Linked DNA regions of Homo sapiens: region 1 is linked to region 2. Evidence: read pairs that join two places in POLR2A ChIA-PET (ENCODE). Cell type or tissue: OCI-LY7. All regions are shown on one strand. Links, peaks and the distances in the headings refer to the core of each region. The heading gives the core; the rest is flanking DNA. Region 1 overlaps PGM3 (phosphoglucomutase 3). Region 2 overlaps DOP1A (DOP1 leucine zipper like protein A).

Region 1 (2,929 bases), core at 246-2,745, 120 kb after region 2:
CAAAAAAATAAAAAATAATAAAAAAACTGCCTTGTAGGAAAAAACGTTTCATCACTTACATTAGTTAATAGTTAAGAACCAAATACATGTGGGATGACTTTACTGTGGTGGGATAATTTACTTCAGAACATAAGTTACTCTGCTACCATCGTCGGTATCTGGAAAACCCTCTGGTAATACAACAGAGGGTAAAAAAACCAGTCCAGGTATTGGAGATTGAGTAGAAATTTCCTTTTGAAATAATCTCAGGTTAAAACCAGATCTTATGCAAAAGGAAATGCTACTGTTGCAAAGTATACTTTTCATCTAATATTTTACAAAAAGACATTTTTGTTAAGAAAGGCAAAAGCTGCAAAACAGAACTATGTGGAAAATAATATTGTAGTTTACAGTGAGCTCCAGCATGGGAAAATGATATAAATATTTGAAACAATAATAACACAGATTACAAAGTAAATCTTTAAAAATAATGAGTTCAAATCATGTGTTGACTCTGTAGGGAAAAAAAAATAAACCTACAGAGGGGGTGGGAGACATTTATTGAGTGCTTCTCTTGTGTCAGGAAGTATTTTACATACATTATTCTGCAGCTTGGGTTTTGGAGTAGGGTTTTAAACCAGAGTCAGACTCCAAACCCCAAGCTGCAGTAGTGACTTAGCTACTACATCCTACTAGAAAGGCCAGGCAGGTAGACATGCAACTCAGGGTAGTTCCACTTTACTTCTTTCCATTTGTCTTGGATTAAAACTGATACAATCGTTTATATCACGTTCCCAAAGGTTTTTTTTTTTACCAGTAACTCTTATCATCACCTGGTATCTCTACCAATAACTACAAAGGCATCTTGTTGCAGATTCACAGCTTCTTTCTCGCTGATGTCAATAAGCACTCTCTGCATATCTTGTTCCTCAGCATTTGCTAAACAGGTGGCATGTTCCTCCCAGGATGGTGCCAACATTTCACCCAAAGGATCAACCAATTTTACACCATTGTCTTCCTTAAAAGAAAAACAAACAATAAGCAATCTGTGCATACTCATGAGGCTGAGTTGAGAACAGAACTCAAAAGCTGTTTCCCTTCAACCAAAGACAGTGATGGCTGAGCAGCTTCAACAATAAACACCAAATATTAATACTGGACCCTGGATTAGGTATTTTATGTATATATATTACCTCATTAAATCCTCATGACACACATAATCAATTAAACTAATAATCCTATTTTAATTTCAATCTTCGAGAAAACTGAGCTTCAGAGAGGTTAGGTAATTTGCTTATGATCATACAGCTAACAAATGTCAGTACTGATATTAAAACAGCAAGTCTATCTTACTCGCCTAAAAACACTATGCCACACTAGCCTTTGTAAAAGGCTGTGATCTGTGCATCCACTATCCATAAACTGACTAGGGCACAAGTGGAGCAGAATAAGGGCACACAGAGATCCTTCTCACTATGACTCGGAACTCCAAGAACACACTAGCCAGCTTGTCAACCAGCGGGTAGGACAGACACTGAAAACTGCCTCCCAACACTGTTCTGCTCAAATTCGTGGAAAGAAAGTGTAGTTCACAGTGAATGTCACCTGAAAGAAAAGAGAATCATTTTGAGAAGTGCCTCTGGAACTAGCAATAAATGTGAGGGTCTTCCTAGAAGTCAATCAGTCAATCAATTATGGTGACTTACATATTTAGACATATACACATTTATAATGATCACATATTTGGACAAGCAATGCCCTTGTTTGGGGGAAGAGGAGGTTACAATCCTTCACAGACCTACACCACTTTAACTTGCTGCTGATTTAGCTACAAAGGCAAAAATCCCACAGCCCCAGCAATCAAATAGAAGCATATTATTCAAACCCTGTATTAATGGCCTATAGCTAATAAAGAATAACTACATTGTGTCAAGAGGTTGGCTAAGATATAGAAACAACAAAAGTGCTCATAAACAGATAAATGGATGAAGAAAATGTGGTATATATACACAATAGAATATTATTCAGCCTTAAAAAAGAAATACTGCCATTTGCATCATGGTTGAATCTGGAAGACATTATGCGAAGTTAAATAAGCCAGACACATGAAGACAAATACTGCAGGCTCATAACATACATGTGTTATGTAAAAAAGTGAAACTCACAGAAACACAGAGTAGTATGGTGGCGGCTAGAGGGTAAGGGAAATGGGGAGATGCTGGCCAATGGGCATAAACTTGCAGTTATAAGATGAATAAGTTCTGGAAGACTAACGTACAGCGTGGTGACTATAGTTCATAATAATATATATTGAAAATGTGTTGAGCGTACGTCTTAAGTATTCCCACCACAAAACAAGGTAACTATGTGAGCTAATGGATATGTTAATTAGCCTGATAGTGGTAATCATTTCACAATGTATACATATATCAAAACATGGTGTTGTATGACTTGAATTATACAATTTTTATTTATCACTTATACCTCAATAAAGCTGAAAAAATAATTGTGTCAAAAAGAATACTTTGATTAAAATCTAACTGTCACAAAGACTAGAACTATCAGGCGTCATCAATATTCTGCCAAAGCTCACCTGTTTGTTCATTCAGAACAAGAAATTATTGCCGAGCTATAAAAACCTGTCTGAAAATGTTCAAAATGTTTCTTTTCAAATCTTTACCCTTCCCCACCCAACCCCAATATCTTTAATCACTGCTAAGTTAACAAAGGAAACAATTTTCAATTACTGAAAATGTCTTAAATCAATAAATTTGGAAGGACATTGTTATTTCTCTAATATGGACACTCCAAAAAATGACAGTATCTTTTCATTCTTTCCACACCCTTAGGAATCATGAGCTTAATGATCATGCTCTTAAAAAAAAAAAGTTGTTTCACATCCAAAGCACATATAAATGAGAAGGCACATTCCTAGAATTAGAATTTGTAC
Region 2 (2,929 bases), core at 118-2,617:
ATTTTATTCAAAATGGCATTTTGAGGTTCCAACAAGTGAAGACTTGTTGATAATGGCATCACTTTTGCTGTGATGATTTCTCCTTATAGTCATGCATTCCTAAAATGAAATTATGGTAGAAGCCACCCAAAATGTGCTTACTGTGTAATAACTACCTATTTTAAGAGCTTATATCATGGAAAAGAGCTAAAGGCTAAAACACAAATTTTGAGACAGTTACTTCTAAATTGCTTTACAAACAGGATGTGTGCTGAACACAATCTTAAACTGTTTTGCTAAAGTCTGTTAAGTGTCACTAGTACACCACCAGTGTGGATATTCTGTTCATTCTTTATTACTTTCTTAGGGTGAATGCTGTTAATGCACAATTTTGCTTGCAGATAGGAGAGGTGGGAAGAGAACATGTAATTTTAATAGATAAGCGTTAATTCAGGTAAATTATCTCCCTGGAATAAAACTATTAAGTAGAAATATAAAGCTAATATTTTTTGTGTAATAGTTAACAGTTTTTATTGAGAATTGTATGAAAATATGATACCCTTGTCTTTAACTGGCGGTTTCCCTTTTTCCTTTATTGTATTTACTTCCTCCTCTCCAAGCTATCCAAGCCTGAAATCTCAATGACCTTTCATTGCATTGGTCAATTATATAGTATCAAATTTATTAAGGAAAAATTTATATATACTGATGTACATTCATTTAAGTGTACATTTCAATAAGTTTTAGTAGATATATATGCACCCGTGTAGCTACCACCACAATCAAGATTTGGAAGATGCCACCACTCAGGCACATATAGTTATACTTTTACTCTCTGAGAATGTTCTTCTGTTTCTGAGTGTCTAAATTATACCTTTAAGACCTAGCTCAAATGCCACCCTGTGAACCTTTTTTTGATTACCTCATTTTGAATTAATTTCCTCCTCTTCTGACTTTCCTTTTCACATTTTTTTTTTTCATCATTCTTCTCTGTTCTTTGTGGTGGCTAACCCAGTGGCAAACATATAGCAGGCACTTATTTGTTGACCAAATGGATTAATGTAATATTTCCTCAACTTCAGTCTTTGTGATATCATCTTCAAAATTTTGGCCATATCTTCCTGTTTGGCATACTTCCTGTTTAGTTATTAATATTTCTTTATATCAATGTGATTATTAAAGTAATATTTTAAAGGAAACTTGGAATAACTTTGAGTAAAAAGCAGGTGGCACTTGCCATAAACAGAAGGTGGACGTATACGTAAAAATAATGAAAATCAAAGTCCCCTTAATTTCTAACTAGAAACTATTGCCTGCAGGAGGCTCTAAGCCTAAAACTTGCCCTTTGTTTAAAAGTGAGATTGGCAAGAATTTCAGTGGTGTTAACATCTTGGCACCAAACTGAGACTTTCTTCTTGATACAGTCAGAGGAACTGAAAGAGAATGAAGAGGAAGTAACCTTTTTTTTTTTGAAATGGAGTCTCACTCTGTCATCCAGGCTGGAGTGCAGTGGAGTGAGCTCACTGCAACCTCTGCCTCCCGGATTCAAGGTATTCTCCTGCCTCAGCCTCCTGATTAGCTGGTATTACAGGCACCCACCATCACACCGGGCTAACTTTTGTATTTTTAGCAGAGACAGGGTTTCGCCATGTTGGTCACGCTGGTCTCAAACTCCTGACCTCAGGTTATCCGCCTCGCCTCTGCCTCTCAAAATGCTGGGATTACAGACATGAGCCACTGTGTCCGGCCCCTCCTCATTTAATTCAGTGTCACTTAGCTCTGCCCTCGGATCTTATAAAATCATCCCACGTCTCCATTTGGTGGCCCAAATTTTTGTAGATACTAAGTTAATCAGTGCTTGAAAATTCCTTAGAATTTTATCTGTGCAATAATTGAGAAACAAAGCCTTAATTGTAAATTAAAAAGTGTACTACAATTACCTTAAAAAATATAGTAAAAAAAGTTACTTTAAAAAATAGTACAAAGATAATATTCTTGAATCAGATATGTCTTTATTTTTTCAAAAATGTTCTGAATGTTACTGATGTTACATCCTACTAGGGTACATTAGCCTTAAGATAAACATTTGAATCTAAAATCTAAATCAGAAAACAAGTGGGAACCTGTTATATGACAAAGTGATGACTGTTGATTCAGGAGTGATGAAATGTTAATATAATGTTTATCTGGCAAAGCTCCTGTATGAGTAGATGAGGTAATAAAGTTAAAATAATCTCCTATCTCCTTTAGTTTTTTCTCTCATCACTTAAGTTTTATATAGCTATATTTTTATATTTTAATCCTGCCGAAGACATTTCTAGACTTTTTCCTCCTGAGATGACACCTTCTACTCTCCTGTGGAAGGAGTTTCGTATGAACATACTGGAAAATAAATTCCCTGCTCTTATTTTGTAAAATACATTTTGTATTTAAAGTTGCTGGAGTTACTTATAGGCATATATCCATATTATGAGCCTAACATTTGCTGTTATTTCGTGTTCATGAACAAAGAGCTTGAGTAAATAGACCCTTTCATTTGGTGTTAACGGTTTCCAAAAAAAAAAAATTAACCTGAGTGGTGATAAGTTTATCAGTACACACAATCATTTGCTACTCACCAAGAGGTCAGATTCCTGGGTTTTGTTTTTGTTTTTGAGACGGGGCTCTGTAGTCCAGGGTGGAGTGAGATTCCTGTTAATATAAGGTTCTGGGATACAACCTAAAAAATTGGAAGTAAGTAAAGAGCCATCTTGGATGCATAGCATTTATTTCACAAACAAGTGGTTTCTTTCCTGCTTCTCACTGTAAAATAAGGGAGCAGTACAGAAGCAATATAGGTAAATTGTCATCATTTAGAAGTGACAGCTGACTATAATCAGAAAATCATAAAAATACTGCAATCTTAGTCCTTTGAATTATACAGGTAAATAGCCCTACATTTTTCAGTTGC

Evidence for each region. Peaks named below come from ENCODE experiments on the same cell type or tissue, not always from the same donor. Only the 100,000 strongest peaks of a DNase experiment are listed, where the experiment ranks them.
Region 1: POLR2A ChIA-PET joins it to region 2 with 8 read pairs; 13 of 35 experiments call an interaction of 5 or more read pairs at or near these places.

The regions. Positions count from the first base shown.
Region 1 is chr6:83,187,802-83,190,730 of GRCh38, forward strand. It overlaps PGM3 (phosphoglucomutase 3), which reads right to left. Exons shown (of 13, transcript NM_015599.3): 3 at 813-997. Among named protein-coding and RNA genes, the nearest start is that of PGM3, 4.0 kb to the right of the region's middle. In OCI-LY7, for the core only: no CTCF peak of the experiment used is centred there; no DNase peak of the experiment used is centred there.
Region 2 is chr6:83,069,780-83,072,708 of GRCh38, forward strand. All of the region lies in intron 1 of DOP1A (DOP1 leucine zipper like protein A), which reads left to right. Among named protein-coding and RNA genes, the nearest start is that of DOP1A, 3.6 kb to the left of the region's middle. RefSeq lists an enhancer at 1,416-1,475. In OCI-LY7, for the core only: no CTCF peak of the experiment used is centred there; a DNase peak (open chromatin) is centred at 1,392; H3K4me3 peaks cover 1,736 bases; H3K27ac peaks cover 1,667 bases.